Regions from separate parts of the Mus musculus genome. Here all the other regions are linked to region 2. The links are chromatin loops, found by intact Hi-C in ENCODE. Cell type or tissue: heart. All regions are shown on one strand.

The links. Peaks named below come from ENCODE experiments on the same cell type or tissue, not always from the same donor. Only the 100,000 strongest peaks of a DNase experiment are listed, where the experiment ranks them.
Region 1: a loop joins it to region 2, with 4 times the contacts of the local background. A loop is called at or near these places in 3 of 42 quality-filtered maps.
Region 3: it touches region 2 in a loop (3-fold over the local background); 33 of 42 quality-filtered maps call a loop at or near these places.

What each region holds. Positions count from the first base shown.
Region 1 is chr11:68,871,993-68,879,992 of GRCm38, forward strand. No RefSeq gene overlaps it. Among named protein-coding and RNA genes, the nearest start is that of Rnf222, 13 kb to the right of the region's middle. In heart, CTCF peaks have their summits at 3,064 (motif pointing left), 3,274 and 5,589 (motif pointing left); no DNase peak of the experiment used is centred here; H3K27ac peaks cover 450 bases.
Region 2 is chr11:68,541,202-68,549,201 of GRCm38, forward strand. It overlaps Pik3r6 (phosphoinositide-3-kinase regulatory subunit 5), which reads left to right. Exons shown (of 20, transcript NM_001081566.2): 15 at 2,397-2,484; 16 at 2,776-2,846; 17 at 3,519-3,609; 18 at 4,596-4,714. Among named protein-coding and RNA genes, the nearest start is that of Mfsd6l, 11 kb to the right of the region's middle. In heart, a CTCF peak has its summit at 3,544; a DNase peak (open chromatin) is centred at 3,570; H3K4me3 peaks cover 440 bases; H3K27ac peaks cover 1,377 bases; H3K27me3 peaks cover 777 bases.
Region 3 is chr11:68,481,912-68,489,911 of GRCm38, forward strand. Pik3r5 (phosphoinositide-3-kinase regulatory subunit 5) reads left to right here. Exons shown (of 19, transcript NM_177320.2): 6 at 4,640-4,709. Among named protein-coding and RNA genes, the nearest start is that of Pik3r6, 17 kb to the right of the region's middle. In heart, CTCF peaks have their summits at 3,546 (motif pointing right), 4,384 and 6,702 (motif pointing right); DNase peaks (open chromatin) are centred at 1,500, 3,480 and 3,900; H3K27me3 peaks cover 221 bases.

The sequences.
Region 1 (8,000 bases), 330 kb after region 2:
TGAGCAAGACCTGGGAGCTTGGGCAAGGGAGTAAGAAATGCCAGTCATAGCTTCAAGGCTCTCCACCTCTGCTGTCTGCGTGTGAACGGCTGCTTCTGGTCCTCTCACCCACTTCTCCCCTCTGTCCCTAAGGACGAATGAACGCTGGCTAACTAATTTAGTGGAGGAGACAAACAGGTGCCAATGTTTTTATGTCTACGCCGGTGCAATAACACAGCAAGTAAGAGCTCAAATTAGGGGTTCGTGGGTGTGGCTCAGTGGTACTCTACTTGCCCAGCCTGGGTAAGGCCCTGGGCTCTGTGGCCAGTGCTCAAAACCAAAACAAACCAGAGAGAGAGAGAGAGAGAGAAGAGAACACAATCTTAAAGGCAGAGAGCTTAGACTTTTCATCCTTGAACCTCGTTTTCCCTCTTAGGAATTGGAGCTAACACCAGTGCTGACTCCTGCCACTGTTTGCCGCTCAGATGGGATAATGTGTATAACTACCTCCATATAAATCCCAAGATCCAGTGAGTCCCTTGAGCTGTCAGCATTGTCCCCTTCCTGCCTTTCCAAGGCTGGTCCATTCCCTAAGTCTTTATCAGATCACGTAAGCCATCCACGTCTCTTGCCTCCACAGTGACTGCCGTTCTCCTGTGCCCATTAGTCTTACCAAATAGAACAGGAGCCATTAGTAAAAGTGGGCACGGATAACACGTTAAAGTTATTGCCTGCTCCTGTCTAGTCTACAAATGTCCGTCTTATGGAAAACAAAATAACAATGCCTTATCTGTTGTTAACAACACAAAACAAGAAGCTTCCCTGGGAAGTCATTTCCCATAGGGGTGTCTTTATTCTCAGAGAAGGCAGGTTTTGTACATACTTGTCTCTAATAGGTGCCTAGGAGGGGCCAGCAAGTACTGGAAGTTAGTCTATAAATATTTGTGGCTCTCAGTGATCTGATGGAAACATGGCCCTATTTAAACCCAGTCCTAAACTGTGAACTGACCTCAAGGGGACAGGATACCTCAGACAGATAGGCAGACATGTAAGGTTACAGAGAGAGGGGTTTACTATAGAACTTACTAAGGAAGTATAGTCTTGAGTGACAGTAAAAACTATAGCTGGCAATCTGGGTCAGAAAGAGGAGTATACTTGTGGGCTGGGACAAAAGTGACTTCATCCTGGCTGGAACATACCTGGTATCTCATAACAAAATATCAAAGAGTCGGGTGTATTCCTGGGGCCAGGGTCTGGTTGTTCAAAGCCCCATATTTGACTTTAATGGTTTTATCTAGTTGTGGTTTGCTGGGAGACCATACAGGAAAAACCGGCCAGGGTTACTCAGGGGCAATCACGGTGGCTATGACTCAAGATGGCTGTGGTCATGTCAAACAAACCCATACCGAAGCACACAGACAAGCTGTACCTGAGCTGAGGGACCCACTGCAACAGGACTAGGGTTTTGCAGGTTGAGGCAAAGCTTTTCATGAAAGCAAGACAAGGCCCCCTGGGCATACTTTAAAAGTGGTTCTCACAATCCCAGAAAGCTCTGAAAGATGGGAAAGGCGTGTGTGCCTAGTCAGGTGATGCTGTGCATTTAATCCCAGCACTTGGAAGGCAAAGGCAGGCAGATCTGAGTTTGAAGCTAGCCAGGTCCACAAAGTGAGTTCCAGAACACGTAGGGCTACACAGACACGCCCTGGAGAGAGAGAGAGAGAGAGAGAGAGAGAGAGAGAGAGAGAGAGAGAGAGAGAGAGAGCTGAAAACTGCCAAGCTGCCTGAAGGCCTCCATCATCTCCACCTCCAGATGAAACCTGCTTAGCCTGCTAAACTCAACTCCCCCTCAAATCATGTTTATCACCTGCTGACCAATAGCCTGGCCCCTGGCTCTCTGCCCCCATCTCCCTGACCCCCTTCTCAGATGATGACGGTCCTGACAGCTGAGATGGCCTCTACTTGATGAGGACCCAGTCCTTGCTTCCTGCAGCATACCTCTCCACCAGAACTGTTCATCTGGCTCCACTCTCCAAGCTTCATCGAGCTTTACTGTGTGCTAGGCACTGGGTGGGGTTTAACCCATTCTGATTTAACGTCAAGACACTCTGTAAGGCCAAGGGTATTCTCATTTACAGATCTGAAAACTGAGCCCCAACATGTTCACAAAAATTGCCCAAGGAGACACCACTCAGTTGATGGATTCAAAGTAGCCATTTGCATTTATCTATAAGATTGTGTTAGGGCTGGAGAGTTGGCTCAGCAGTTAAGAGCACTTGCTGTTCTTCCAGAGGACTGATGCTCAGTCCAGCCCCGACATAGTGGCTCATAACCCCCTGCATCTTCAACTCAGCCCTCTGTGGCCTCTGAAGGCACAAGCAACACACAACAACAACAACAACAACAACAACAACAACAACAACAATGAAAGGAAAACAGGTGGTGGTGGTGCAAGGCTTTATTTAATCTCAGCACTGAGGCATATCTCTGTGAGTTTAAAGCCAACCAGATTTACAGAACTAGTTCCAGGATAGCCAAGGCTAAAGAAACCCTGTCTCAAAAATAAACAAACAAACAAATACATAAATGGAATTAGGTTTGCTCCTGGATGCGCCTGGGTGTGAGTCCCTCTCACCCACTGCAGCGCAGAGACAGGACTTCGCACAAAGAGCACACACTAAACTCAATTCTGAGCATAAGTCATCAAAAAAAAAAAAAAAAAAAAAGGGAATTTGTTTAAAAGGCAGAATCGGGCCTCACTTGACAGCTACAGAATCAGAATTTACATTTTCACAGGAAAACCAGGGAATGGGCACGTTTTTCATAGTTAGAGGCCACCACAGGTGCACACTGAATTGAGTGGGGTGGTACTCTAGAGGAGTCCAAAAGCAAAGCAAGCATAGAAAAACAAAACCCCAAACTTCACAGGGTTCTTGATTTTGAGAATTTCACCCCTGGATGTAGCAGAGTCAAAAACTAGAACTAGGAAGCTCTCCACACTCTGTTCAATGTCAACATTCTAGAAATGTCAACAAGACCTTGGACTAAGATGGAAATATGGACAGCAAAGAGCTGTCTTTAGAGCGCCACCTGCTGGTTCTAGTAACGCATTTCTGCTAGGGTAACCCAGCAGCTCTGCCTCTAAGCCTTCTATAAATAGTGAATCCTTAAGAGTCTTTCTGGGGGGTGGGGTGGGGGGGGGTGTTGTTATTTATGCTTCTTCAACATTCATCATTCCTTTTTCCAGTGACTGGTTCAGGCAATTCCTTACTCTCTAAATAACAACAGTGGATCACTCCTCATTTGCTTAGCCCCTCCGCATCTTCAATTCGGTCCAGTTCATCCAGGCCTTTTTACTAGAGCGAAAAGTTTTAGGATTTAGCTAAGAAAGCCTTCCGACTAGTCAAAGTAGTAACACACCTCACCCTCGGTGTTCTGACTAAGAAAAAAGACATAAAGATGTCAAATTGGTCCCAGCAACCAAACTTTTTAGCAGTCACATGGACACGTCCCTCGTTGTCTTATGTTTATAGCAGTCTAAATCAGGAAGAGGCAGGCAAGGAGGCACATGCCTCCAATCCCAGCACTTGAGATGCTGAGACCAGAGGATCTCTAAGAGTTCCAGGCCAGCCTTGTCTACATAGAGAATTTCAGGCCAGCCAGGGTTACACAATGAGGTTCTGTCTCAAAAAGTAAAATCAGGCCGGGCAGTAGTGGCACACACCTTGAATCCCAGCACTTGGGAGGCAGAGGCAGGCAGATTTCTGAGTTCCAGGCCAGCCTGGTCTACAGGGTGAGTTCCAGGACAGCCAGGGCTACACAGAGAAACCCTGTCTCGAAAAACCAAAAAAAAAAAAAAAAAAAAAAAAGCCAAGGGAAAAAAAAAAAGTAAAATCAGTAAGAAAGCCATCCCAAAAGAAAACTGGATGCCAGACACAAAATCATAGTAGAAAAAAATGCAAATAGGAGAAGACATCTCAATTTTAAAAATTTTGTTTATTTTTGGTTTTTCAAGACATGGTCTCTTTGTGTAGCCCTGGCTGGCCTGGAACTGTCTGTAGACCAGGCTGGCCTTGAATTCAGAAATTCACCTGCCTCTGCCTTCCAAGTGCTAGGATCAAAGGCGTGCACCGCCACTGCCCAGCTGACATTTAAACTTTTTACTTAGTTTTGGGTCTGGAGAGATGATCCAGCATTTTAGAGCGAGATTCAATTCTCAGCACAACCCCTGTAACTCCCGTTCTAGCAGATCCAACACCTTCTGTGTTCTTACCTCCCAGGGCACCAGGCACACAAGTGAGACACATACATGCATGCAGGCAAAACATTCAGACACATAAAACAAATCTTCTAACAAGTTTTAGGCCGGGCGTGGTGGTACTCCTTTAATCCTAGCGTTCGGGCAAACAGAGATTGGCAGATCTCTGTGAGTTCAAGGTTAGCCTGGTCTATATATCGAGTTCCAGGACCACCAAGGCTACATAGAGAGATCACCCCTGTCTCCAAAAAGAGACTTGATGTGCCAGGGTAAGGTGATACCCAAGGGAAGCTACCACATTTACAGAGGAGAAGGGGAGGGGAGATGGGAGGAGGGACTATATGAAGGGGGGTGGGGGGGCAGGGACAGCAATCAGGGTGTTAAGCGAATAAATAAATGAAAAAAAGTAAAAATGGTAATGAATAATATCCTCAATAATAGCTAGTATTACTCACCTCATGATACTTTTAGAGAGCTTAAAAGTATCTGAAGCACTAAATTGTAAACTTCCCTAAACCTAGGGATTGTTTGATGTAGGAATCAAAAGAAAGAAACCATCCTGATTGATGGGTGAGATGGGACTCTTCATATATTTTTAAACTTATTAAAGTTCAAGACAATACTCGATGTGACGCTGTATCTTCTTTGTTTAAGTTATTTGTTCCTCTCTGTCTGGGCTTTCCTTCCTGGGAGTCATTTTTCTGCTTGGAGATCTTCCTTCCAGACAGGGAAACGGCTGGTTAAGAGTGCTTGCCTGGCTTAACCACACTGAGCTGGATGGTGGTGGCTCAGGCCTGTCACCAAAGCACTAGAGGCAAGAGAAGCAGGAGTTCAAGGGCATCCTTGGCTAAGCAGCGAGCCTCAGGCCACCAGGGATACCTGGGACTATGTCTCAAAAAAAAAAAAATCTAAATTGACACCTACGTTTTTTAATGTATGTGAGTACACTGTCGCCGTCTTCAGACACACCAGAAGAGGGCATCAGATCTCACGCCAGATGGTTGTGAGTCACAATGTGGTTGCTGGAAATTGAACTCAGGACCTTTGGAGAAGAAGTCAGTGCTCTTAACCGCTGAGCCATCTCTCCAGCTGGACACCTACCCTCTTCCAGCCATTTGGAGATGACAGTGTGTGTTCTTAACTTCCATTGTCTTTTATCTTGAAAGTGAACTGTCAGCATTCTTCTTGTACAAAAGGTATACATTTTCTCAACTTTAAAACACAATTTAGGGGCTGAAGAGATGGCTCAGAGCTTAAGAGCACTGGCTGCTCTTCCAGAGGTCCTGAGTTCAATTCCCAGCAACCATATTGTGGCTCACAACCCATCTATCTGTATTGGGATCTGACGCCCTCTTCTGGTGTGTCTGAAAACAGCAACGGTATACTCACATATATAAAATAAATAAATCTTAAAAACAAAACAAAACAAAAAAACAATTTAACTGCATTTACATGTGTACCTGAGTGCGCACATGTGTGTGCTTACTATGGCATCTGTGTCCAGGTCAGAAGGACTTAGTTATCCTTCCATCACAGGGATCCGGGGATGGAATTCAGACGCTCAGGCTTGGTGCCAGGAGCCTTTACCTGCTGGACCACCTCACTGGCCCTTCTTGTCGTTTTTTTCTTTTTGTTTTCGAAATATTTAACTAATGTACCTGAATGTCGGATCTACATGTTCGCCTGTATGCCGGAAGCACATTACAGATGGGTGTGGCACCCAGCGCCCTTAACCGCTGAGCCATCTCTCCAGCCCCTAACGCCTGCCGTCTTGTATGCAGATTTTTCCTGAGATGCACAGTTTCCATGGTTTAAAGTCTGCTCACCAGCATTGCAAAATTCAGTCTGTAACTCCCAACTCATGCTCCTGACTGCTTACTTGCTTCTAATTACCATATTCACCCCTTCCCAGCTGGCTCCAACCCTTCCCAGCGGGCTCCAACCCTTCCCAGTGGGCTCCAGCTATGTGCTTGGCTGCATTTTTTTTACTTTCTCTACTGTGATTTAGACTGAATATTTCCTACTGACCTGTCTTCAAGTTTACTAATCCTCTCTTCTATTCTAGCTATTTTACATCTGATTCTTTTTTTTTTTTTTTTAAGTAAGTTTCTAGTGGTTTCTCTCCCTTTTTGTTGTGGTAGTAGGTTGTTTTTGTTTTTTTTTTTTTTTTAAGGTGTATTATAATGAGGGCGCCAGATCTCATTATAGTTGGTTGTGAGCCACCATGTGGTTTCTGGGAATTGAACTCAAGACCTCTAGAAAAACAGCCAGTGCTCTTAACCTCTGAGCCATCTCTCCAGTCCCGGTGGGTTTCTTCTTCTTGTTGTTGCTTGTTTGCTTGTTTAGGACAGGGTTTCTCTGTGTAGCCCTGACTGTCCTGAAACTTACTCTATAGACCAGGCTGGCCTCAAACTCACAGACAGCCACCTGCCTCTGCCTCTGAATGCTGAAATTAAAGGTGTGCACCACCACCACCACCACCCTGCAGTCTATCTCCCTTCTTAAATGCACCAGCATCTGTTTAATAATATAAATACCCTGTTATTTTTTGGAACTGCTCCTCCCATTCCTACTCCTGCCCCAGGCTTTCGATGTGCAGCCCAGGCTGGCACTTCAACCCAAGTCCTCTCGTTTCTAGATCCCGAGTGCTGGGATCACAGGAACATGCTACCTACCACATCAGCTCCAATCCTTGTTGTCTCACCCAATACTGGATTCCAGCTGTTGAACCTACAACTGTGAAGCTGAAAGCTATACTTCACTTAACATCAGCTTTTTCCGTTGTTTCTTATCATTGCTCCTCCCCCACATTCATTGAATATGGTTTAGCAAATTATCTGAATTCAAAGGCTACTTGGGCTGTGGAGCTCATTTCTCCTGTGCCCTTTACCTAATCTTTGTTCCTTAAACTCTAGTTCATTGGGATTCCAAGTTTTTGTTCCTTTGTTTGGTTCGTTGGTTTGATTGATTGATTTGTTTGTTTGTTTGTTTGTTTGTTTGTTTTGAGACAGGGACTCTGTAGCTCTGGCTGTCCTAGAACTCACTGAGTAGAACAGGCTGGCCTCAAACTCACGAAGATGCTCCTGTCAGGGTGCACCTCTACATCCAGCTTGGATTCCTTTTTTTTTTTTTTTTTTTTTTTTCTAAAAAGACAATGTTTCTCTGTGTAGTCCTGGCTGACCTAGAACAACTCACTCTATAGACCATGCTGACCTTGAACTCAGGAACTCAAGAGATCTACCTGTCTCAGCCTCCTGAATGTTGGGGTTAAAGGTGTGCATCACCATGCCTGGCTTTTGGATTCCATTTTTTTTTAAAGGATTTATTGATTTTATGTGTATGAGTACACTGTAGCTATCTTCAGACACACCAGAAGGGGGCATCAGATCTCATTACAGATGGTTGTGAGCCACCATGTGGTTGCTGGGAATTGAACTCAGGACCTCTGGAAGAGCAGTCAGTGCTCTTAACCACTGAACCATCTCTCCAGCCCAGATTCCAATTTTTAAATTATATTTTTAAAATGTATGTGAATGGCCTACATGTAGAAGTCAGAGAATACCTTGCAGTCAGCCGTCTGCTCAAGGGACAGAACTCAGGTTTGGCTTGGTGGCCAGAGCCTTTACTCACTGAGCCATCTTGCCAGCCACTGGACTCCAGTTTTCAAGCCCTGGTATACCACCAAGGATTTCGGCCATTTTCTGCTTTGCCTCAATGTCTCCTAAGCAAATGGGCAAATTCCTTGAAGGTAAAAGCAATAGACGTG
Region 2 (8,000 bases):
GCCCAGGGCCTTAAAGCTGAAGCACGCAGATGGACTGAGTCCTGGGGTCCAGCAGACAGTAAGGATGCAGGGTAGCACTCTGCAGGAGCACCTCCAGGGAGGGAAAGGACCTCACTGCTCTCTACCTAACTTGGATTCCGTCACTCCTTTAGAGTTGCAGAATCTGACTGCAGATACCTGCTCTGCTCTGTACCATATCCTAAGGTTCTGTTTTCTCCCAGAACATTCAAAATGTTTCAGGTTCATAACTCAGTGTGTGGACCAGACAATGTCACAGAAAAAAAATCATTAGTAATTGATGTAAGAAATAAGGCATTTGGATTATCTCGAGTTTTACAATCATGCCAGACATAGAAGGGCACACCTGTAATCCCAACACTTGGTAAGTTGAGGCAGGAGGATCACCATTTCCAGGACAACTTGAGTTGTACAGTGAGACCCTGCCTCAAAAAACAAAAAAAAGATTCATCGAGGAGATAGATTTGATCAGATAGTAGATAAATATCTGATCAATATAACAATATAAATAATAACTGATATTACATAATATAAGTTTAACCTTATAGTATTAAAACAGTATTAAGGTTTTAATACACAGCTGCCAACAGTCACATCAATCACATCCCGTTCTATGTGAGCGTGAACATGAGGGGCTGGAGAGATGGCACAGTGGTTAACAGCACTTGTTCTTTCAGAGAACCTGGGTTTGGTTGCCAGCACCCACATGGTGGCTCACAGCTGTGCATAGCTCCAGCTCCAGGGTGTGCATACATTTGAGCAAAGCAATCGAATATATATATACATATACATATATAAAATAAATCTTTTTCTTCTTTTTTTTTTTTTTTTTTTTTTTTTGGTTTTTCAAGACAGGGTTTCTCTGTATAGCCCTGGCTGTCCTGGAACTCACTCTGTAGACCAGGCTGGCCTCAAACTCAGAGATCCACCTGCCTCTGCCTCCCGAGTGCTGGGATTAAAGGCGTGCGCCACCACGCCCGGCTTATTTCTTATTTTTTAATTTTATTTATTTATTTTGTTTTTTTGAGACAGGATCTCTTTATGTCAACCTAGCTGTCCTAGAATTTGCAATGTAGACAACAACTGGCCTTGAACTCACAGAGATCTTCCTTCTTTTGCCTCCCAAGTATTTTTCTTTATTCTGGCTAGCTCTCAAATAAATAAGACAGAGACTATTAGATTTATTTAATAGGCTTTATGGTATAATATCTAAACAGTTATTAATCTGTTCTAATCCTCTGAGCTAATCTGGCTACCTCACAGCCCAAATCCCCTAGATACATACATTTTAGAATCCATCTGTCCCTCTCTGCTGTAGGTGTGTCTCCTGGACACACGCCTCGCGGTGAATTCCCTCTCTCTCTCTCTCTCTCTCTTCCTCCCTCCCCTCCCTGGAAGAGGAAGGCCAGCTCTGTCCCCATGTCTGCTCAGTCATTGGCTGATCAGCTTTTATTGACAAATCAGAAAATAAATGGGGAGCAAACCTTACACAACATTGAGGCAGGCAGAGGATTCTTAACAATAAGCGCTACAATGCAGAGAAATCAGCATTTGAATAATACAAGGATACTCTTTACATAGTGCACAATAACATTATGCCAACATAAATACTTTTTCTTATTTCTTATTTTTTTATTTTTATTTTATTTATTTTGGTTTTTTGAGACAGGGCCACTTCATGTAGTCCTGGCTGTCCTGGAACTTGCTATGTAGACCAGGCTGGCCTTGAACTCACAGAGATCTGCCTTCCTCTGCTTCCTGACGCTGGTGTCAAAGGTGTGTGCACAGATTAAAATAAGTCTTTAAAATAGAACAAAATGATAAGTACAAATTATATATATATTTGTGGCTGTGACATGCCATTTTATGATATGTACATGTGAAACTCTATTAATTGGACTGGCTAATGTGCACATTACTTCACCCTTACATTTCATGCCACAAATACTTACAACCTACTTACAGCTCTTATTAAAAATACAATGTGTTGTTACAAACCGTGGTCACTGTACTGTGCAGTTGCTCCCTTGACCTTGCTCCTCCTATAGAGCTGGAATTTTGTATCTTTTACTAGTATCTGGCAGATAGGTTTGATCAGAATGAATGCCTCCTGATTCTTCCTCTCCATTCTTTTGTTTTGGGAAGGACTCAGATGTAAGCCACAGGAACTTTTCAAATCAGCTTAGGACCGGAGGCATTATTAGCTTACCTTGCTGGAAAGGTCCGGACTGGTGTGGCTGTCACTGTGCAGCTCAGAACCTAGCATGGGCAGGTGGGTGGGTGGAGCCCCTCAGGCTGTAGGGACAGAAGCTCTCTCTAAACTCCCTCCTTTCCCCTTTCTTTCTGTCCCTCCCTCCCTTCTCCCTTCTTCTCTCTAGATCTTCACCAGCTTGAGTCACGACCCTACAGAGGACATTTTCCTCACAGAGCTGAAGGTGAAGATCCAAGACTCCAAGTCCCCCAAAGGTGAGCTTCTGCTCCCCGTTTCCCAGAGCTCACCCTGGTTCAGCTGCCCCTTACCCTCACTCTCTGGTCTCTCACCAGATGTCAGCCCCATGGTCACCTTACTGTGTCATGGGACCCTGCTGAATGCCAGGGCCACACTTACCTCTGTCTCAGGGCACTCCCAGACTGAAAGGCCATCTTCTCAGATGTTGCCTCTCCATCCAGGAACAGCTGCCCTGTCTATCCAGCAGCTATGCCTGGGAGACATGGGGAAGGGGCTCTCACTTTCTACCCCCTCTTGTCTTCCCTCAGAGGGCTCTTCACCTCGAAGGAGAGGGGCAGCTGAGGGCACAGGAGCTGAGCTGTCCATGTGCTACCAGAAGGTCAGTGTCACTGGCATAACCAACAAAAACTTAGGAGGCACAGTGAATGAAAACCAGCCTTTGGGGTGGGGGTGGGGGTTGTAGACAGAGCCAAAGGGATCCCCCAGCCTTTCTTGAAGATACCACCAGACTCTTTCAGCCTCCAGAGCAATCTGCAACGATGGTGTAGGGACGAGGTTGACCTTACATGTAGACAAGGAGGCAGTGTGCTCTAAGAAATTAGAGGTTGGGTGAGCACACTGGTGCATGTCTTTAAGCCTAGCATTTGGAAAGCAGAGGCAGGTGGATCTCTGTGAGCCTGAGGCCAGCTAAGACTATATAGTGAGACCTCAGCTTAGAAAAGAAAAGAAAAGAAAAGAAAAGAAAAAAGAAAGAAAGAAAGAAGAAAGAAAGAAAGAAAGAAAGAAAGAAAGAAAGAAAGAAAGAAAGAAAGAAGGAAAGCAAGCTAGTTTCTTGCTCAGAACCTTCTTCCTTGTGAACTACCTATCTAGGCGTCTGATTGGCTCCTTGGGGATTAAGAATGGCTAAGCCTCTGCCCATATGCCCCTTATTGGTATCAGTACCCAAGGAGAACCTCAGGGTAGGGTGGAAGCCTGGGAGAAGCGAGACATGAAGATGCAGGGGAAAGGAAAGCCCTCGGGACTCCCTCTTCTGCTCAATTCCCATCCCCAGGCCCTGCTCAGCCACAGACCACGAGAGGTCACTGTTTCTCTGCGGGCCACCGGGCTGGTCCTGAAGGCCATTCCAGCTGGTGACACTGAAGGTGAGGAGCTGGGAATGCAGAGTGAGGAAATGGGAGGGATGAGGAGAAAATCAGGGAGGAGGAAAAAGGGTAAGAAATAGGGAAGCCAAGGTTGAGAGGCGGCAGCTGGGCGGGGCCTCGGCAGGGGTCAGAGGGTGGTTGGCTGAAACCAGGCAGCCTTGAGTAAAGCAGGACCCCAGCCCCCAGGTGGTCCACTGGCTGACAAGCTAGCTATCCCAGCCTTGAGGCTGGCTCCCAAAGCTGGAAGGTAGAAGGACCTGGGAGCAGAAGCGCCCCCTCTCTGAATTAGGCCTGCAGAGCTGGCAGCCTTCCCCTGGGAAATGTTGGATTTACATATTATTCCAAAATAAAAATAAATGAACGAATGAAATGGAGTGACTGGGGGACAGCGGAGAGGAGCATCGAGTGAACATGCTTGGTTCAGAGCCTGTTCTGAGTCTCCTGCGGAGGTGACCTTGAAGTTATTTTCTTTGCTTCTGTTTCCCCTCAGGAAGGAGTTAGGAATACTGATAATATCTGTCTCAGAGAGTTCACATGCTCAGGGGAAAAAAATGTCCCGCACCTAACAGAGTGCTGCTAAATTAAGCCCCTGAAAAATGTGTTTGGCTCTGGTAGTCTGTGTCACCACGTTTTGTCCTTCCAGGGACCCAGGAGCTCTTTGTGAAAGCTAATATTGATGGCGTGCTATGTCTATATAAGCTGATTTTTCCCCCTGTGTCATTCATTGCTCACATTATTTGTGGCCTTCCTCCTTAGACCAGGCTGGTCTCGAACTTGGCATCCCCTTGCTTCCAGCATCGGTGTTCTTACAGAGACAACTGGCATAAAAGGGAAGAAACTCAAGAAATAATACTTTCATAAAAGGTCACTTCCAGGCGAGCTGAGGGTAAACTGGCGGCAGAATGGGAAGACAGACATACAGGGTCTTCTTAGGACCCAGAATCTCCAGCTTCCCACTCACATAACCCCCCCCCCATTTCTCTCAGTTTCAGGGTTCTTCCACTGTACCTCACCAAATGCTGCTTCTGCCACAGACTGTTCCTGTCTGCACGTCAGTGTGACAGAGGTGGTCAAGTCCTCCAATCTGGCAGGAAGGTCATTTACGGTGAGTTTGTATGGACTAGAGGGGGGCGGGGACAGGCAGCTGGTAAGGGAGCCCAAGGGGAAAGTACTCAGAGAGGGGAAGCTGATGGTGGCCCTTCACACCTGCCGTGGGACTTTCCAATCAATGTGGGCAACGCAAAGACTCTGTGGTATAAGGCAGACACGGAGCCCCTGTCTTCCTTCCATCTGCAGCCCATTTGAGAATTAACACCCCTAACAACCACATTCACCCACACATGTCATCCCCACCACTGCTCTTCAACCAGACTCCTACATAGCAGCTCTCATATCCTCATTGCCTCTCTGACCACCTTGCCCCTTGGCTTTGCCTTGGCTGACATTTAGTGATCAAGGTATGAGACTCACCCATTTTCTTGCTCTCTGATGGCTTCTCTCAACTTCACTTAACACTTAACCTGACCTCAGAGCCCCGTGATCCCACCTGGACCACGTTCTCACTGACACAGACTCCTGTGCACCACCCACCAGACAGGCCAGATGCTGATAGCTTCTGGAATAAGTCCTGTACCCACACTGACCAGGTCCCAGCAAACTCCTGCTCACCCAGAACATTGATGTCACTCAGCACCTTTCTTGTTGGTTCTAGGAGTCTCTCTTTACTTTCTCTGCCCTTCCTTCCCTCCCTGCGCTCCCCCCCCCCCACCTCCTTCCTCTACAAATAGATTCCGGTCTTCTTTCCATCCTAGAAACAGACAGGAAACTCGACCTTGGCCACGATTTCTCTCTGGCTGCCAGATGCAGTTCATTTCTCCTATGTCACTCAAGCTTTTAGAAAGATACTTCTAGGGGACTGGAGGGATGGCTCAGTGGTTAAGAGCACTGACTGCTCTTCCAGAGGTCCTGAGTTCAATTCCCAGTAACCACATGGTGGCTCACAACCATCTGTAATGGGGTCTGATGCCCTCTTCTGGTGTGTCTGAAGACAGTGACAGTGTACTCGTATACATAAATAATTCTGTTTTTAAAAAAATATATTTCTATAAGTTTGAGGCCCTTATTCAGGACTCCTTTGCCTGTAAGCTATGGCTTTGAGCTTACCCCTTTGCAGCAAAGTCACCTCCATGTTACAAAGTCACTGTCCCTATTCAGTCTTTCCATTTCTTCTTTGCATGGCAATGTTGTAATCTATATGTGCAAAATAAGTTTACTCATCATCTCAGTGCATGGTTAGGATAACTGGTAACATTTTTGAGTATCAAATAAATACTTTGGTTTTTCATTATATGTTCTTGAATAATTGATAAATACAGTGAATAATTGTCTATAGCAATGTTTTTGCTCAAAATATTTGAAAGTAGGCTGGAAACAGGACTTTTAACCAGAACTCTGGAAGTAGGCTTTTAACCAGAACTCTGGAAGCAGAGACAGAGAGATGTCTGTGAGTTCAAGGCCAACCTGGTCTACATAGTGAAATCCAGGGCAACCAAAAGAGACCCATATAATATCTACATATTACACATTAAATTATATACGAAGGCTTTGTGCATTTGTCCTGATGGGACTTTGTTTATGTCATTAAATATTATTTCATATTGGTTGTGTATACCCATAATGATTATTGAAATGTTTTTTGTATGATTCAGTGATCTTTTACGATTATAAGCATGCTGTGGCAAACATACTTAGGGTTAAACAGATGCTAAAACTCATGATTATGCTTTTAAAAGCCTTCCCTAGTGAGCTGACACCCACACATCAGGACATTTCACCACACTGGTCTCCACACCCCACCCCCATTGCCATGTGTGGACGCCAATTTTGGAAGGCAGCCAATACACTAGCTGACTTGTTTCAACTCTGTGACACTGATCATCAAAATTTTGATTGTTTCAATCTGGATTTCTGTCACTCCCAATTAGTGACAGTGATTTTTTTTCTCACATTTACTGGTAACTGTTTCTTTTCATTTATTTCCTGTGTGTGTTCTCACCTATACTGAAACCCATGGTGTCCTGGTTTTATATGAGAATACCATCCTTTTGTTCGTCTCATGTTTTTAAAATATTTTCCCCAAATTTATTCTTTAAATTTTTTATAACCTTTATATTTCAATTTCCTGCCTGAGAGTTTGAAAGTGTTTCAGAAATCCCACCTTTGGCCTTTGCTGAGTTATCGTTGTCCCCATAGCCTTTTGCCTACACTTGTGACAGGATGCAGGGGCCATGTACCTGGGAGACCTTCCCTTCCCTCAAGATCTTCCCTACCCCCTACTTCCTAGTGAGCTGGGTACCCCACCTTTGTGCTCTCCCTTTAGCCCTGGGGACACAGCCATGGGGACACTGCAGCTCTGTAAATGGCATGGGGCGGGGCCCTCATCTTGATGTTTCCAGCACTCAATGTATCGGGCACACAGCATGCTGCTAGTCACCTAGAGCTTTGAGCATCTCAATCCTGAACTGGTAGCCTACCTTCTCTGAGGCCAACTATTCATGGTATTAGAGCTTTCATTGCTCAGAGACACACTGTTTTGGATTCAGTTCTACCTTAGCCTTGGACAGTATGGTGTTCAAGCTTGAAGCTGTAAGATAGGCCTTGTCACTTTAACTGCAGCTTCTCTTTGAGAGTCAGTTCCTCTGCTAAATGACCTCATTAAATAACCTGGCCAGGGGCTTTTGGCTCTCTAAGTAAATCAACCCAGCAAGTTCCTGTTTTTTATTTCTTTCTGACTTGCCAAGCGAGATTCCAATAGCTGTGTTTCCTCTCCTGGAACCCTGGCAGGTTTCATTAGATGGTAGGCACCAAGCCATGGAAGGGAAGTTCTTGGTGAGCTAGAGGGAAGGTGTTCCCAGCTGGGAACAGCAAGAGCCCTGTGGCTGCCTACGCAGTCTTGTCTTTGGCTGGGTTGGATGCTTGATTGACAGGAATAACAGCAGCAAGGCAAGGACAGAAGAAAGGGGGCTTTGGGTGTGGAACACAGCAACGCCAACAGGGAACGGAAGCCTTGCCTGTCCTCCATCTTGACACGCTTTGCGAAGCCTGCAGCTGGCCCTTGCCGCTGGCCTGTGTAGGTGCATTATAGGTGTGTGTTGCCTTCATAATCCACAGCCCAGGAGACCCCAGAGGCAACTGCAACAGACAGGTGTGTGGGAGGAGGCTAGTGGATGGCCTCTGGTCACCTACAATGTGAGTCTGGGTTGTGCCAAACACCTGAAGTACCCTGTACACAGCGGGGGAAAGATCACTGAATTAGAATCGGTGTGCTGAGACCTTCACTGGGAGAGCTCAGCAGGTGACACCCAGATCCTCGGACCTCATTCTCTTCACTT
Region 3 (8,000 bases), 59 kb before region 2:
GAATCACTTCCAAATAGCTCAAAGTCTCCCACAGCTCTATACTGAGCCTGTATTGAAGTTAGAGTCCATTCATTACTAAGCAGTAGCAAGGTAGAGCTGGCTTCAAGAAAGGCAGAGAAGTATCTAGGCATGGTGGTGCATGCCTTTGACCCCAGTGCTTGGGAAGCTGAGGCAGGTGGATCTCTTTAAACTCAAGGCCAGCCTGGTCAACACATTGAGTTCCAGGATAACCAGAGCTGCATTGTGAGACCCTGTCTCAAAAAAAAAAAAAAAAAAAAAAAAAAAAAAAAAAAAAAGCAGAAGAAATGGATGTAAATTTCTCACATAAGCTAGAATAAAATTCAAACTGAGGGCATGAGGTGCAAACTGACAAGATTAGGTAGAAACTAAAAGACATTAGAGGCAAACTGAGCTGGCATCATTCAGACACTTCTAATGGGGCCAGAGCTTTGGGCATGACTTTTTCTATGGAACAACAACAGCAACAACACAAAAGCTTGTGACTTTCCTCACTCCGTAGGTAGGTAATTTCACAGAAGATACGCTCTAGTCCTCAGCAAGTAGTGGGTTAAAGTTACCCTCTTCTACGTGACCAGCAGGTAGGCTTATTGGAGAGCATCTTAGTGGGGTTTTTGGTGGGACTTACTTCTGCATGACCCCCTTCCATCTGTAGTGAGCCTGGCCAAGAGAAGCTGTAGGAGAAGGCTGGAACAGAGGCCAGGGAACTTGAGCCATTGAAGGAGAACCAAAGAGCTCTGTGGTTCCTTTAGCTTCATGCCAGGCCATTGATTCCAAATCCTGGGTCAGAGTCTGACACTCATTGGCTGGGAGGCCCTTTGATAGGACACGGAGCGTACATAAGCCTCAGTTTCCCCATCTGAACAATAGGAGCACAGTGTAGCCTCTCTCTGTCTGTCTGTCTTTGTCTCTCTGTCTCTCTGTCTGTTTCTCTGTCTCTCTGTCTCTCCCTCTGTCTCTGTCTGTCTGTCTCTGTCTCTGTCTCTCTGTCTCTGTCTCTGTCTGTCTCTGTCTCTGTCTGTCTCTCTGTCTGTCTCTCTCTCTGTCTCTGTCTCTCTGTCTCTCTCTGTCTGTCTGTCTGTCTCTCTCTGTCTCTGTCTCTCTGTCTCTCTCTGTCTCTGTCTCTCTGTCTCTGTCTCTCTGTCTATCTGTCTCTCTCTCTCTGTCTCTCTCTGTCTCTCTCTCTCTGTCTCTCTGTCTGTCTGTTTGTCTCTCTCTCTGGGCCGTCTGGGAAGACAGGTGCTGATTCTATCGATTTCGATCTTGCAGGGGGCAGTAAGCACTGGGATGCTGATACTTTCAGAGATAGGTCCTGTCAAGTCAAAAAGATGACAAGGGACCTGGGGATCTGGGCCTCCCCCAGTAAAGTTTCAGAGACTCCGTTGCTATGAAAACAAGAGCTGGTAGTCTCCTTAAGTATGGAGGAAGTGGGCTGGTTATCAAAGTAGGGCCTTCCCTTTTTTCCTGACTCCACCCCCAGTGGCATCAACAACACCCCCTCCCCGAGAACAGCCCTTTGAGCTGCAGACCATGTGTTTATCGAATGTTGATTCTGTGCTCACATGGTGATACAGAATATCATACTTGCCTGCTAAGGACTGCTCTGCAATCCTGGTCGGTGGCACGGGCACTTTACATGTGAGGCATTCGGCAATTTTGAAAGCACACAAACCTCAAGGCTGTGTCTCAGCAGGCCACACGCAGTTCTACAGGGGGAGGAAATGATACAACACCCCCAACAGATGCATAAGTGAGAAATCTACTTCCCCTGTCCAAACAATACGGTCAAGTGTGGGAGAAGGGACATGGACTTTGTGTGACAAGGACCTCGGTTTTGGCACGTACTAGCTAGTGACCTTAGACAGGTTTCTCCATCAAAGCAGGACTTCTGCTGATAATAATGGTGCAGGTGTCATTATTGTGTGCTCACAATAAGGCAAGTGTGGGTCCCATGCTGCCTCAGAACAGCTCTTGGCGTAGTAACGAGCGTGCTCATTGTTTAGATAATGAAACCGGAGTTAGATGGAAAACCCACATCTACTTAATTCCAAAAGTCATGGTGAAGTCCTCTTCCATTTACTTGATGCCTTATTCCTACCAAGACAGGTGACCCCTATACTTGGGAGACCCCAATGTACTTCTTTGGAGGAACTTTCCCGTATAGGAAAAGTCTGATTCCTGTGTCAGTCGGTTCTAGTATGTTCCCAGGTCAGGCCCTAGCCCGTCGACAAACTTCATAAATCCCATAACCTCACAATAAGCAGTGGAGGCCATCACCAAGAGAGGTCAAAGGACACTGAGGGTTGTCCTCAGATTAGCTGTTTGATCAAATGGTTGTGTCTCTGCTTGGAATTGGGGGCGTCTTGACTGTTCAGACAAGCCATTAGCTCAAATCACAGCTTCCTCTGGGTCAGTGTGTGTCAGGTTGTCCTCCCGAATATTCCCCCTCCTGCTGCTTTCAAGTTAAGCAGACAAGTACAAGAGAGAACGACGGAAGCAGCCCCCACACTAAACTGTACCACAGCCCAAGATGAGGGGATGGCAATATCCCTACATGGAGACATAAGGAAAACACGACAGAGGGTAGTCCTCATTGTGAATGCCACAGAAGAGTAACTACAGGGACTGCAGTTGCCAACACTCTCCCAGAGTCAAAAGACACCTTATACAGCCAAGTGGCAAAAAGCTGGGCAGTTGGGCTTGGGGCCAGGACAAAAGATTGCAGCAGAATGCAGGGGGCTGGGTAGTCCGTAGCCTAGCATTTTGGAGAATTTACATGCAGGGACAGAGACTTCATGGCTTGGTGTGTGGCTGGCTGGCTGTCCATCCTAGATCAACAAAGGCCACAGGGAGCAGCCCCCACTCTAACTGCACCACATTGGGGGTGTGTAATTAGGGGCGAAGAACCCCTGGGGAGTGGGCTGCTGATTTTAAAAGCACTGAAGGAGCTGTTGCTCAGTGAGTAAAGCACTTACCATCTAAGTATGAAGACCTGAGCTCTGATTCCCAACACCAGGTAACTCTGGGCGGGAGTGACAGCCTGCCTGAAATCCCAGTGCTTGGAAAGCCAAACCCAGGGTGTGTCAAGGCAAGCTGCCTGGCGAGTCTAGCAGAACCAGCAAGCTCTGAGTTCAAGTGAGAGATCCTGGTTCCCTTTATAAGGTGGAGAACAATTGAGAAAGATAACATGTGCCAACCTCTGGCCCCCACATACACTGAATGCACATTCATACATACATATGGGGCCATAGACCTTCAGACAAGCATATACACATACATGTGCAAAATTAAGTAGAACTGGAGAAAATAGCTAGAGATTCAAGGCCTGGGATTCTACCCAGCAAAGCACACACACACACACACACACACACACACACACACACACACACACACACACGCAAATAAAGTCAAGAGAAGATTTGCTTATCTATGTTGCTTGCACGGGTGTGGTACAGGCAGAGGGTGTGGTGGGATTGAGTTTATCTTTGCAATGTATGTGAATGGCCACTAGATGGCATCCCAACTCCTAAGAGTAACAGCTACTATTTTAAGGATGCTATTAGCAAAGAAGACCTAACATTAGCGTCTGTGGCAATTATAGAAAGCCAACATCACACAAAAGGCCAACAATTAAACCAATTATGTCCCAAGTTAGAGGAACATGAATTGGTAATTTCCTGTCGTTTACCAAACAAAATTCATGGCCTTTGTGTTTACAGCTTTCTTGGTTTTCCTGCATCCACGGGGAATTCCCTCCAGCCACCCCAGCTCAGTCCCAGCCAGGGATGCCATGTGCCCAGAAGGGACTTCCTTGCGCCTATTTCTGAACATTGTTTCCTTTCGGTGTGTTTAAAGTCACAGGGGAGGAAGGGAGACAGGCTGGGGACTGTCAGAGAAAACAGGCACTAGGCAAGACTTAGGTCGCTAAGGTGAGAAGCCAGACAGAGAAGTGGAGAGTGGAACAGGGTGCTGCCTGGCCAACTGAGGCTGAGCATGGAGATTGATGGGTGCCTGGCACACACCCCTCCCCCACTGCAGGGAGACACCAGGCGTTAGTGACACTATGATCTAGGAACTAGTTGGCAGCCTCCTGGGCCTGCATTCTCCCTCTCATGAAGTTCTGTCTACCAGGAAGGCCAAGCTGGTGCATCGGAGGTGGGCCAGGGACTAAGCTATGAGCAGCCACAGAGTTGTCTCCTCTAGCTGTCTCTTCAGGGGGGACTGAGGACCAGGGTAAATGACCTGTCTGCCCAAGGCCAGGTGGGAAAACCCAGAATAGGACATGGGGGATCGAACAACACATCCCTTTGTCTCCTGCTGCCTGTTCCCAATCTAGGGACAGGACCTGGACAAAATGGTCAAGAAAAGACAGAGGGCAGCAGAGAGGCTCAGGATGGCTTTGAGGTGAAGATCGAAGTGTTACGGGTGAAGTGACCATTCCACAGAAGCAAAGCACTTAGCCAAGGGCCAAATAGCAACTGTCTTCCCAATGTTTGTCTGGAGCCTCCTGGGGCACTCCCAGCTTGATGGTTCAGAACCTGGCTTGTAAGAGGCCAGGGATGACATTGCCTGGGCCCTAAACCGACCTACCCTCTCCTCTTTGTTGTTTGTTGGTCCACAGGAATCTCCTACCAGCGGCTGGTGAGGGCTGAGCAGGGCCTGCCCGTCAGGAGCCACCGAAGTTCCACTGTGTGAGTGTTCTTGGGGGAGGGAGAAACAGGGGAAGGAGCTTCCACCCTTTCCCACCCCCTGCCTCCTGCACTCACCTAAAACCACACATTCTAGTCACCGACCAACGGGGAACCCCGGGAGCTGAGGCTGCTGCTGCTGCTGTGGTGTTTAGTGCCTGAATAACTCTTTCTAATCTTCCCTCAGATTCATGTTTTAATTTTTAATAAAGTGTTTTGTATGCATGTATATCTGTTCCCACAGAGGTTGGAAGAAGACATCAGAGGTCCTGGGACTGGAGTTGTAGATGGTTGTGAGCTGCCATGTGGGTGCTGGGAATCAAACCTGGGTCTTCTGGAAGAACAGCCAGTGCTCTTAACCACTGAGCCAGCTCAGCTCTCCAGTCCCATTCATCTCTCTCCAACCCCCTTCCTTCAGATTCTCAAATGGGTCGTCCAGCACACATGACTTTGTTTATATGTGAATTTCAGGTGGAGAAACTGGAGATGAGAGAGACAAAGTATGAGCATGAGCACACAGTTAGCAAGTGTCTGTCTGAGTCAGGATTTGAACCTTAGGCTTACTCAAGGACCCCTACCCTTTCCATGGTGTCTTTCTCCTGTTGCTAAAACAAAAGCTTTCTACGTTCTTTTTGATCTGGACTTATACTAAAAATATGCTTTAATGGGCATGGTGGCACACACCTGCAATTCTCACATGGAAGGCAGAAGATTGTGAGTTAAAGGCCAGTCTGAACTACATAGTAAAACCCTATTTTTTTTTAATTATTTGACAGTGTGGCATAGGTGTGGGGGCAGAGTTTCATGATAAAACCAACCCTATCACATATAATGAGTTCTGTACCGTCCTTACTTATTTGCCTATTCACTTAGTTATTACCCTAACAAAGACCAGCCTTGAACTCTTGTTCCCCTGCCTCCGTGTGTCAAGTGCTGGGATGGCAAACAAGAACCAGCCACTGTGTCTGAGTCCTGGGCTGTAGTGTGTATCTGTGTGTGTGTGTGTGTGTGTGTGTGTGTGTGTGTGTGTGTGATTGTTTAAAGAACTTTAGAGTGACAGGGTCTTACACCATAGCTCAGGCTAGCCCAAAGCTTACTGTGTAGCCCCATCCGGCTTGCATTTTGTGTGATTTCCCCTGCCTTAGTCTGCTGAGCGCTGAGGTTCCCGACATGAGTCCACACCCCTAGCCTTTTCCAGTCTGCAGCTGGAAAATCCCTAGAGAAGGGACCCACGGGGAGGACTGCCGGTCGTCTGAGTCTGAGTTGTCAGAAACCAGGGAGCCAAGACCTCATACACACACTCATGCCCATCACACCATTGAGCACCCGCTGCCTAGGTGCTTGAAACACTTCTAAGTTAAAAACGAGTCAACAAAAAAGCCTGTGGTGAAGGCTAAGAAACAGAAAAGACTTAGAAAGTTTAGGCAGTCAGTCCCCTTACCTTTCGTGGATACGGTCCAAGATACACAGTAGGCACCTATGGCTATGGATAGCATCAAACCCTCTCTACATGCCAAGAAATTTCACTTCAAAGAACTTTCGGTGTCTCCTTGGCATAGCCAAACAGGCCAGCGTGTGCCTTGATTAAATCATTGACCACAAACACTGTAGTGCCTGGATGGTTCATCTGGTCATTAGGTCACAGACAGGCCATGTATAGGGTGATGTACCAGTGAACGGACCTGTATTGCCTAAGGCTTAAGAGTTATGAAATATTTATTTCTGGGATTTTTTATTTTATATATTTGGAGCTCGCAGGCCACTGAGGCCTTGGATAAGGAGGGCTATGTGCAATAGTTTAGTAAAGTCAACAAGGGCTTTCCAGAGAGCTGAAGAGGTGAGTCACTGAACAACCGGCAGTGCCTTTTCATTGTGTACTGCAGCTCAGAGCATTATTCTCTTATCAAATTAAAATGTTTGGTCTTATTCTAAATATAGGGGTGTTTTGCCTGCATGTCTGTCTGTGCCGTGTTTGTGTTGCTGGTGCCTGCAGAGGTCAGAAGAGGGCGTCTGATCCCCTAGGACTGGGGCTGCAGATGGTTAGTGAGCCACCATATGAGCAGTCAGTGCTCATAACCACTGAACCATCTCTCTAGCCCCTCAGCACTATTCCAAGCATACACACACACACACACACGTATATGCATATATATATATATATATATGTATGTATGTATACACACACAGGTATATGCATATATATATGTATATACACACACGCAAATGCATATATATATATATATGTATACACACACACATATGGATTTATTTAAGCCCCATATTAACCCTGTGAGAGAGGGCTTTCTCCAATAAGGATACCGAAGAACCAAGATAAGAAGAATGCTCTCATCTTCATTGTGTACAGCAGAGAGATCAAGGTGGACAGGCCAAGGGCTCAGTTAGCCTTGTCTTGCATACGGTGTGGATCAGCACAGATCCATGGAAGGAATGACCAAGACTCTGCAGGGGCCCAGCCAGGCACCGTTCAAGATCCTGCCTCCTTTTAATTCTGAATAGGGAAATTAAAAAAATAATAGTAATTTAAAAACTCAGTCTCTCTGACAGATAGGGACAGCCCTGTCCTTGTGCTCTGAAGGCAGACCTGCAGAGCCTGGCAGGAACTCTACCTGCTCGACAATGCCTATTTGCCCTGAGGTCTGATGTGGGACTGTGAGAGTGAGGGAGGTTCTGACTGTTTCTGCTACAGCCTCCTGGGTCCTGAATCCCACAGAGTGGGGGTTAGCACAGAGAAGCGAGAGAGAAAGCTGCTTGTTGTCAACTGCCTCACACAGCTCTGGCTCCACTGATTCTCTTAGTATTTGAATGTGTTTGAAAGTCTCCATAACAAAGACATTTGAACCCTGACACCACAAGGGTCCCAGGTGGCCCAGCCCACACTGTCCCAGCCCCAGACTGGAGTGGAGGATAAGGGCCTGACTTGGGGCAGATGTCAGTCCCTCAGGCCACAGTAAATGACAACCCATGACAGGCTGCTCTCTCTCCCCTGAAAAATGATCAGTGAGCTTCAAGTTACCTTGGTGAACAGTGGTCCTTCTGTGAGTAACTCGTATCCATTCAGACTTCTCATGGGAATAAGTGATTATGTAAAAGTCAAGGCAGCCTCAGTAGACTAAGGGCAGAGAACTGTGGGCCACACTGGAATACGAAGAGTGACCCTGTCTTAACATAAAACTTCAGGAGAAATCCACGGTGAAAAGTCAGGCTCACACTTTTGTTGTTGTTTGTTTTGAGGAAGACTCTCTTACATTCCTAGCTGGCCTAGAAACTTCTATG